Linked DNA regions of Homo sapiens: region 1 is linked to region 2. A link is a loop called in an ENCODE intact Hi-C map of the cell type or tissue named here. Cell type or tissue: ascending aorta. All regions are shown on one strand. Links, peaks and the distances in the headings refer to the core of each region. The heading gives the core; the rest is flanking DNA.

The links. A loop is a pair of places that touch in the nucleus more often than their neighbours do. Peaks named below come from ENCODE experiments on the same cell type or tissue, not always from the same donor. Only the 100,000 strongest peaks of a DNase experiment are listed, where the experiment ranks them.
Region 1: a loop joins it to region 2, with 2.0 times the contacts of the local background. A loop is called at or near these places in 1 of 110 quality-filtered maps.

What each region holds. Positions count from the first base shown.
Region 1 is chr3:70,804,684-70,810,073 of GRCh38, forward strand. It overlaps the pseudogene RNU6-281P. Among named protein-coding and RNA genes, the nearest start is that of FOXP1-AS1, 480 kb to the right of the region's middle. In ascending aorta, for the core only: no CTCF peak of the experiment used is centred there; no DNase peak of the experiment used is centred there; H3K4me3 peaks cover 863 bases.
Region 2 is chr3:70,887,279-70,892,668 of GRCh38, forward strand. No RefSeq gene overlaps it. Among named protein-coding and RNA genes, the nearest start is that of FOXP1-AS1, 400 kb to the right of the region's middle. In ascending aorta, for the core only: no CTCF peak of the experiment used is centred there; DNase peaks (open chromatin) are centred at 2,063 and 2,603; H3K27ac peaks cover 2,194 bases.

The DNA.
Region 1 (5,390 bases), core at 251-5,250, 83 kb before region 2:
AGGAGTTTTTAACAAACACAAAAATTATTAACTTTCCTGCCTTACGTATTTGCAAGAAGGGGATGTATGAACAAAATAACTTATATCCAAGCATGCAGCTGAAATATTGGAATGTGAAAACTCCCCTGCCATTAACAGTTAATAGTTCAGTGCTCTGGGGTAACAGCAGTTGCTCTGCACTTCTCAGAAAAACATTTGGGAAAAAATACTTTGGACTAATAAAATTAACGTTAGAATGACAACAAATTTCAACATCTGTGAAGCTTTTGGGGAACTTTCAACTCTTACCAATAATACATGCAATTTTATAATTTTTAGGCAACGTACCTATTTATAAAGGCAATTTTTAACATCAAAGGAAAAATTGCTTTATCTAAAATGTATACTCAATATTCAAAGCATTACCACAAGATAAGTAATTTTGGACAAAGATTCTTAAAACTACTAACTGAGCAGTAAATATTTGTTCAATTGGACATTCTAAATGTTGAAATGTGTTAGTCATTTTGGTTGAACTAATACAGTACAATGAGATTGCTTTCACTTTTCCAGCAGCCTTCTTAAGTCATTTTAGTGTTTAAAAACTAGTCCTGGGCTCCAGAAAACACTGTGTTAGGGAAGGAAAAACAGACTCTTTGGCTAGAGTTATGGAAGGAGGGTGGAACCTTATGAGTTACATGACTACATAAGATGTAGGCAATTTTATTTTGGCAACAAATTCAGGCTTTTGCATTGGGTTTTTTCTTAGACTGTTAATTCAAATACACATGCACGAATCTCCTACGAAAGGAAAGATTCTTACTCATCTGCAGAGCATAGATAACGATTAATTGTTCCATTTCATCTTTCAGGCTACAGTACTATGAGTTTAGGAACTCTGCAAACTGCGAAATGATCTGCCCCGGGGGAAGTGACTAGGATCACAATGTAATTACTCAAAAAATGGACTCAGATCATATCCCAAATCTACATGAAGAGAGGTATATGCTTGATAAATAGTAAAGATGATGTCAAAGATCAGCTTTCTCCCTCTGGTGGAATGTTCAGCACTCTCAGTTGTCTTCACAATATTATATATAAAGCACCTAGAACATAGAACCTTATGTGATGATCATTTCTCAGGTGAAATAGTGCACTGGACTATCCAGCTATTTCACTGGCTAGATGTTTATTTGGAAACTCAAAACAAAAACGCAGAATGACTGGTGACATTTATGATATTTGCCACTGGGCCAGTTGGACCTTCCTTCACGATGAAATAGGATCTCAGTCTCTAATCTGCATGTCCAGACCAAAGACAATTTGATGTAACTCCATTATAGCATATTTTAAACTTTTCTTGAAGTTCAGGAATATATCTTTCAGAATCCGTCAGTACTTCAGAAGCGTGGCTCGCCAAACCAATCAATCTAGTACAAAGTTTGTTTTTAGAATTCAAGTTCCTTGTTACTGCTTTGCAAGCAGATGTCTTCAAAGATATAATATGGTGAAGAGATTATGTGATTTTTGGGTGTAGCAATTCTGCCAGTTATAATTAAAAGGGCCAACATCCAAGTTTTGTTTTCTTTATAAACACTGCAGAGTGTGTCAGTGGCCAATCTAAAATTACCCACAGAGGAGTGTGTGCTCTCTTCTTTAGCACAAGATAATGAAGATGGTGTGTGAACGCACTATGGTTATAATAAGCTGATGGACTTGCGGTCCTACGCACAAACTTGTCCAAATGTAATTATAAGAGTTTTGAGAGAATTGTTGCTTCCTAAACTGACTAGTCAAGTGACTCAAAAGTTAATATCATCAAATTAACAGTCTGACTTTGAAGGTCTACAATTGTACCTTAGAAAATAAATACTTGCAATCAGTCATTCTTTCTTAAAGGGAAAAAGATATCTTTGAGAAGTGTCTCAATGCAGGGCAGTCTATTCAGCATTCTCTCTATGTATTGCTTCTGGAGAGGTGAATTGAGTCTAAAAATAAAAAGTAACAAAGGGCTGAGCGTCCAGCTCTTTCCCTCGTGTGTGGAGGAGAGAAGGCCAGTCTGAACCTGCGCTGGTGTTGATGTGGTTGAGAGGGTGCGTTTGTCAGGCTCTGCAGCCTGGATCGCAAGGGTGAGAAATACAGTCGGGGCCCCGAGAAGGAAAAGGAATATCTCAAGGTGATTACTGAATCATAAGCCTCCATAGCAGCAGTTCTCATATACAGAGAGAAAGAAAACAAGTCTATATAAAAGATTCAAGATATCAACATCTCATTCTCTTGGGAACTGGAAAACAATCTGAGACAGAGGGACATGGTTGTCAGAAATCTGGGTAGATCAGAGAGGGAAGCCAAGCAGGTCTTTCTCCTTTGTGTTTTGGGCACAGTCCTTCATAAATTTTGTGGACAAACTGTGGTGTCTCCTTATCTTCCAAATAATGAGTGTCAAAGCATCCCAGTGTCTTTTGAGGGGAGTCCTCTTACTTGGTTGCTGTGGATGAGTGACTTGCAGGTTTCCACAGGGGATTGGATGCTAGGGCAACTGATAACAAAAATCTCACTCACACCAGCCTCGTAGTTCACTGCAATCTCATTTGCTTTGGATGTTCACACTGGCCTAAGACCAATGTCTCCTGTCTCAAACTTGCCATATTGAACTACTGATCTATAATGGTAAAAAAAAAAAAAAAAAAAAAAAAAAAAAAGACACAAAGGTGAAAGTAACAAGTTTACCAAAACACCAATCATCCAAATCCCAAAAACTTTTCCTTTGCTGAACTGTTTTTATATTTCCTTTTTTCCTGAGCTATGTCTCTCTCTTTTTTTTTTTTTTTTTTTTTTTTTGAGACGGTGTCTCACTCTGTCACCCAGGCTGGAGTGCAGTGGCACAATCTCAGCTCAGTGAAACCTCTGCCTTCTGGGCTCAGGTGATTCTCCCACCTAAGGCTCCCAAGTAGCTGGGACTACAGGTACATGCCGCCAGGCTTGGCCAATTTTTTTGTATTTTTTTTGTAGAGACAAGGTTTTACCATGTTACTTAGGCTGGTCTCGAACTCCTGGACTCAAGTGATCCACCCATCTTGTCCTCTCAAAATACTGGTATTACAGGCATGAGCCACCACACCCAGCCAGGTACATGTATCTTGACAGGTGAGTCTCATATTACCACATACTCCCTTCATATAAATATAGGTACATGTTCATGTCCAATCCATTCCCCAAAATGTAGCCAGAGCAGTGTTTTTCAAAGGGCAAAGGGCAAATGTCATTCTTTAGTGTCTAAGTGAAGAGTAAAATACTTCCTCTAACCTGTACTCTTATCTAGGCTCACCTGACCCATTTCCCTTCACTCTGCCTGCTCCACCCACTCTGACCCTCTTTCATTTTGTCTCCTGCCATCTGACTTTCATGTGGTAACCACACATCTGCCCCTCTCAGCATGGAATCCTTCCTCATGGATGCCTCCCTAATGAAGTCAAATATTTCTATTTTTATGTCTGATAGGATCATGATTCTGTATGTCATAGAAAGGAGCATGGTTATAATTTTACATTTATATGTGTATCCATTGGTCAACATCTACTTCCTGGACTATAAGCTCTGTGGACTATAACCACGCCTATTTGGCTTTTTATGGTATCCCCCGAACTTATCCAATGCTTGGAAAATAACACTCAAAAACATTTCAGAGTACTCAGTTCAAAGCACATATACTAAAATTGGAACAATACGGAGATTAGCATGGCCTCTGCACAAGGATGACACGCAAATTTGTGGAACATTCTATATTTTTCTGTCACATGTTCTCAAATGTAGGAGCTAAAAAAAAGTTGACCTTATGGAAATAGAGAGTAGAATGATCATTACCAGAGAGGCCAGGGAGGGTACTGAGGAGGTGGTGGGGATGAAGATTGGTTAGTCAGTGGATCTACACTTGAGTTAGATAGAAGGAATGACATCTAATGTTCAGTAACATAATAGAGCAAGTACAATTAAAAATAATTTATTGTATATTTTAAAATAACTATAGAAGTAGAATTGGAATGTTCCTAACACAAAGAAATAATAAGTGTTTGAGGTGATGGATATTCTAATTACCCTAATTTGATCATTACCCACTCTCTGCCTGTATCAAATTATTGCATATACCCCACAAATATATACTACTATGTATTCATGAAAATTAAAATTTAAAATATTAAAATTTAAAAAAAAATTCTGAGATGAGGGAATAAATGTCCAGACACATTTCAATTAAGTTGTCATATGTTACAAAGGCCATATTTCTATATTATATACTATATAATATCTGGTGGAACTCCTAAAGAATATAGTTGGGGATTTCTCTAACTATTACACTATCATTACTAATCAGGTTAAGTAACCCTAGTTGTTGAAACACACAGTCCCAGCATTTCAGCAGATTAACATAACAGAGGGTGATGTGTCACCCTTGGCACAGTCAAATTTGGGTTGAGAGTGTGGGGTCACTCTGCTCCACAGAGTCATACATGGACCCAGTCTCCTTACTTCTACTGTTCAGACCTCCCTTAAGTCTCAGAATCCTCCCTAGATTCTTGAGATCTATCATCCAACAAGCGAAGAAAGAGAAGAGTGAGACCTGGAAGTGGCTATATCACTCTGTCCACATTCTATTGGCCAAAACATCATTGTACGATCCCATCTGGTTGCAAGGTAGGTTGGGAAATGTGGCCTTCCTAGTGCTACCCATCATTTTGGTTTAGCTCCAGTTAGGTAAGATGACTAAAATTTGCCAGCAGTTACTAGATACTCCAAAAACTATATTATCAGCAAGGAAGGGAGAACAGTACTCAAAACCAAACTCTCAAGTAAGGAAAGTGCCAACATTAAATGGACTGATTTAGTGGTATTGTGTCTGTCTAGGAATGTGCTACATGGTTTGGTAAATACAGTTTTCCTACAGCAGAGAATCTCAAAACAAGTACATTTTAAAAATGAACTTTGAAGAATCAGCTGGAGGGTATACAGATTTTCATATTCACTTTAGGATTTTTCATTTTCATATTGTACTAGTTAATGTGCCAAAATGAAAATAGCTTTCCACAAAATGGAAGTTACACTATAAAGTTGGAATTGGTATTATCTGCTGCTGAATTGCAATGGAATCTCAAAAGGAGTGATGTAACTATGGAAGCAGGATCTTCTCCTTGAATGTTTCGCTAAGATTCTGTCAAACAGATCAGGAAAACGGAATATATGCAAGATTGACTTTGCAATCAACAAGCACAAAAAGGCCCTGGTAGATAAATCAGTTGAAAGAGAACATATACAATGACTGACTGGCAGTATTGTAAGACACCATTTGAGGTTTGACATTGAAGATATTCTTGAAGAATAATTTATCTGAGAAAAGATCAACTTGCTCTATAGAA
Region 2 (5,390 bases), core at 253-5,252:
TATTCAAACCGTGGTCTGAGGGTCAGGGCCATTCCATTTCCTGGGAGCCTGTGGTGATTGCTGAATTACAAGTCCAGGCAAACTCAATCAAAATCTGTAGGACAACAAGATCCCCAGGTGACTTATTTGAGAAATCAAGCTTAGAGCAACAGTGCTCTAAACCAAGTATTAGATATAGAACTGTACATGGATCTCAGTAGAAACTGATACAGTGATTAAAAAAAACACTTTCCTACAAGTTTCTCTGATGTCTTGTATCTGAAGATGCAGAACATGAAATTAGATTTTCTTGATGACCATTATTAGGATTGTAAACATCTATAATTGTTCAGCTTTTTCTTCCAAACTTTTCTTTCTTAATGGTTGATTAGAGAAAATTTTGCATTTATTATATATGCCTTGGGTGCCTCCAGCCCCCTGCAGTATTTATCACCTGAAATGGGCAAATAATCTGTCTCAAAAAAAAACTGTGGAAAAATCTCGAAAATGTAGTCTGCAGGTGCCTTTAAGTTTGGAGGATCCCTTTGCAAAATAAATATTTAAATATTTTATGAACCCACCTGACAGTAGAGATATATTTGTGTTCATCTCTTTCTAAAACATTCAATGAGTAATACTTTTAAATGAGTGTGTACATGATTAATCAGATCATCTATATAATTTGGAAAATATTCATATATTTATATGTGTAAGATTTTTTTTCAGTTCTATGAGCAATGCTTGCACACATACGGATTCTCAAAGTCCTCGTAGCAACTTCACAACCCACAGATTGAGTGGGAAATACTGGCCTAGAAAAATAATGATTAATAAATTACCATTATAGCATACATTTTCCTGTGCAAAAAAATCTAGAGCAGTTGAAGAAGACAAAACATACAAAAACAATCACACAAAGTTGTTTCTGTATGTTTTCTTTTAGATACAGGGTCTCACTCTGTCTGCCAGGCTGGACCACAGTGGCGTGACCGTAGCTCACTGCAGCCTTGAACTCCTGGGCTCATGAGATTCTCCAGCCCCAGCCTCCCAAGTAGCTGAGATTACAGGGGTGACCAAAAAATAATAAATGTGTGACCAAAAAAATTGGTAAATGGTTCATGTCCAACTTCCGAATCTAATTAATAGCCTATACCAGTGGCTTTTGAACTTGAGTGAGAATCACGTAAAAACTTGATAAAACTACAAAGGCTCAGGCCCTCCCTGTTTTGCCAAACCCCTATTAATTCCAATAGTGAAGGCACCAGGTTCAAGAAGAGACCCAGAGCCAGCAAAGGAGACCTGGGGTTTTATTAGGGGTTCCATACAGGGGGGAGAGTCCAGTGGCAGTGGGCTGGACAGGAGAACCAACTTAATTACCAAAATGATCCAGTGGCAACTGGCTAGACAACACATCCACTTTCCTACAGTGCTGACTGACGGGGCAGTAGAACCCCAACCGCCTGCAAACATCATGAATCAAATATTATATAGCGTTTTCACTTAACACCCTCCCACTAACAACCCCCTCCTGGAAACCTTCATTTAACCCAAGAACTCAGGGCCTCAATCCCCTATATGCGCCGTGTTAGATGGGACAGGCTGGGGGCTCAAACATTTATCATAGATAAGGAATGAAATCTCCGGGTTGGCCACTCCTGGATTCCCTAGCTCAGAAAACACATGCAGGTGCATCTGCCATACGGGGTCATTCTCAGGGTGTACTTATGTTATTGCTCTCAGGTGTGTTTACCCCACAGTCACCTCAATGAGCCTGGGCCTTTGCCTTCTTAGCTGTCCAGATGGTTTTGACACACATCCATGTTTAAGAATCACTGTTCAAGAGCTAGGCTTCTTGCCTGTAATCCATCACTTTGGGAGGCCAAGGCACATGGATTGCTTGAGGCCAGGAGTTCGAGACCAGCCTGGCCAACATGGCGAAACCCCATCTCTACTAAAAATACAAAAAAATTAGCTGGGTGTGGTGGCATGTGCCTGTAATCCCAGCTACTCAGCAGGCTGAGGCAGAAGAATCACTTGAACCTGGGAGGTTGCAGTGAGCTGAGATTGCACCACTGCATTCCAGCCTGGGTGTACAGAGTAAGACTCTGTCTCAAAAATAAAAGAGCTAGGTTTCTCAGCCTCAGCACTGTCAACATTTGGGGCTGAATAATCCTTTGCTGTGGGTCCCTGTCCTGGGCACCGTAGAATTCTTAGCAGCTTTCCTGGTCCCTACCCACCAGATGCCAGTAGCAACCTTCCCAAATATGCAAACCAAAAATGCCTCCACACGTTGCCCAGTGTCCCTGGCAGGAGAGCAGGAGTGGGGGTATGGGGGTGTGGATGCTCACCCCTAATTGAGAAGCACTGGCTGAACAATATGGATTCTATGTTAGATTCCTAGGATGACATGGGCTTTGGTTGAGATCTGCACAGGACCACCGGAACCACAGAGCTGGGTGGCTCTGCTCACCTACACCAAATTCCCTGGGTCCTGCCTGATAGTCGGTATCTACAATTAGCTGTGTCTCTGACTATAAAAAGTTCTAGTACATTCTGATCTTGACACATTGAGAGTAACACGGCTGAATGACTCAAATATTACTTCATGGTTTGAGTTCAATTTCGAGGCAACATGCAGGGCTCAGCCAGACATGTGTCTTAAGTCAAGGCCAGAGTCACATTTGTCACACACAAACCAGACCACTAAATATCTCTTTCAAAAAAAGAAAAAAGTCTTTTCTAAAGCCAACTTCCAGTCTATGTTTGAAAATTATATTCCACAAAGATGAAAAACATACATTTTCATTTTGTTTCGAATTAGCACGGTAAACAGCTGGCTCTTTTCTTTCCAGTGGAGGCCTTAGCTCCATTTGTTAGCTCTGTTTCTGATATTTCACCTATTCTTTATTTACTTAACAGAGTTTGACAGGAAATTCTCAGAGAGATAATATATCTCCATTAATAGGGTGACTGGGGGAACATATTCTAAGGTTTCAAGTGGCCTGGAACAATAACTTACATCTTTGACATTTTTGTCAGCTACCATCCCATTAATAGCATCCAATACCACTTCCCCGCAATCCATGCAGTCTTACAAGTGTTTTGTGGAAAAGCACACTTTTTCTATTTTTCAGAAGATGCAGGCTCATTACGCTGTTATCAGCAGATAATGGTGCAAATTAAAAAGGCTTGTGAGAAAGGCCACCTGATCTCCATAAACACAGTCTCCTGACATAAATCAGACTACTAGAACAAGCGAAAATGAATCAAGCTGGATTTCTGGGTGGATCTAGGGATTTAAGGGTCTATAACGTCTTCCTCCTCAGGGTCACCAATTTGTGTTGAACTCAAAAGTGTATAAAGAGAAATTTGTTCCCCAAATGAGAAACTTTTCCTCTGTTTTAGTGGGAGGGTGGCTATTGGTGAACAACAGAGAGTATTGTAGGTTTTTACCAAGAGATAAAAGCATTTTTATGTTGACAAACATAAATGTACTTTCTTCTTTGTAAGACATCAGTAAAAAGCTAAAAAATAAGTCAGAGGTTCATCTGTTAGGAATTCCCCTGCCTGCTCAATAGCTTTTTACACCGACATTGCAAAAAAAATCCCAGAATGAATTGAAGCGATGTCTTATATCAATGTTTTCACGGCCAAATTATGGAGATCCAGCCTTGCAAGGGAAAGTAAAAAATTTCCCCATCTATCAGATGCTTCTCCAATTACTCATGGCCCCAATTCCGTTTAAGAAGTGCCTCCAATAATTGATAATGCAAGGGGCATGATATGAGCTAACAATGCAATTTATAGCAGAGAGATAAAACCCAGATAGAAGAACATTTACCTTATAATGCTATTAATATAAAAGTAATTATGAGGGTTGGTTCTAATTAGAATGTTCACTTAGAATCAAGATAGAATGGCCAGAATAGTGAGTTTCCTGGTGTTGGAACTTCATTCTTTGACTTGAAAGGTTACATGCGTTTTCCAAGTAGGACATTAAAATCTTTATTTTTAAGATGGTGCCATTTAAAAATCAGTCTGAAGTTGATTCTCTCCTCCATATCTGTAAAATCATCTATCAAGAGAAAGTATATACTTTGTATGATTTTACACTGTATATTCTATAGCACATGGTCACATATCTAATATGTACACATATTTAGGGGGTTGAATTTATCCCCACCAAAAAGATACCTGCAAGTCCTAACCTCCAATACCTGTGAATGTGACCTTATTTGGAAATAGGGACTTTGAAGATGTAATCAAGTTAAAGTGAAATCATACTGGATTAGGGTGGGCCCTGAATTTAATGATTGCTGTCCTTGAAAGGAGACACAAAGCTATATGAAGATGACAGGAAACACTGGAGTGTGCAGCTACAAGCCAGAGAAAGCCAAGAGTTGCCAGCAACCACAAGAAGCTAGGAGAGAGGCATGGGACAGATTCTTCCTCAGAGTTTCCAGAAGAAATCGACCCCGCTGACGTCTTGATTTCAGATGCCTGGCCTCCTGAACTGCAGGAGAATACATTTTGTTGTTTTAAGCCATGTAGTTTGCAGTAATTCATTACAGCAACCCTGGGAAACTAATAAAACATACATAATTTTTTGGTTCTATTCTTATTACGTATATTTGTGTTCAAAATAAACACATTTTTGATTGAAAACTAAACTTTTTACATACTTAAATGTTTTATAAAATCTATTTGAGACTAAAAAGTAGACATTTCATTCAATCTTAGTGTACGAAAGATGGTTTCTTTAATTAAAAACCAAATAATATCATTTTCCTTTTGAAAGCTGTTGTTCTAAAAGTCTTCTGGAAACCTGGAACATGATCCCTACCAAAAAACTAATTAAAAAAAAACACAAACCAAAAATCTAAAAGAGCTCTGATTGCCTAAAATAATTGTCATGTAGGTGTCACAGCTCTGTCCTCTGAACTTAGTTTTTGCAACTTCATTCAATAATTGTTGACTCTTATTTAACAAATATTTCTAACAGATTATTTGCCCATTTCAGGTGATAAATACTGCAGGGGGCTGGAGGCACCCAAGGCATATATAATAAATGCAAAATTTTCTCTAATCAACCATTAAGAAAGAAAAGTTTGGAAGAAAAAGCTGAACAATTATAGATGTTTATAATCCTAATAATGGTCATCAAGAAAATCTAATTTCATGTTCTGCATCTTCAGATACAAGACATCAGAGAAACTTGTAGGAAAGGGTCTATCGGAACTCATTTTTTTTTTTAAGTTTTAGGGTACACAACGTGCAGGTTTGTTACATATGTATACATGTGCCATGTTGGTGTGCTGTACTCATTAACTCGTAATTTAAGAGTAGATATATCTCCTAACGCTATCCCTCCCCCCCCCCACCCCACAACAGACCCCAGTGTGTGATGTTCC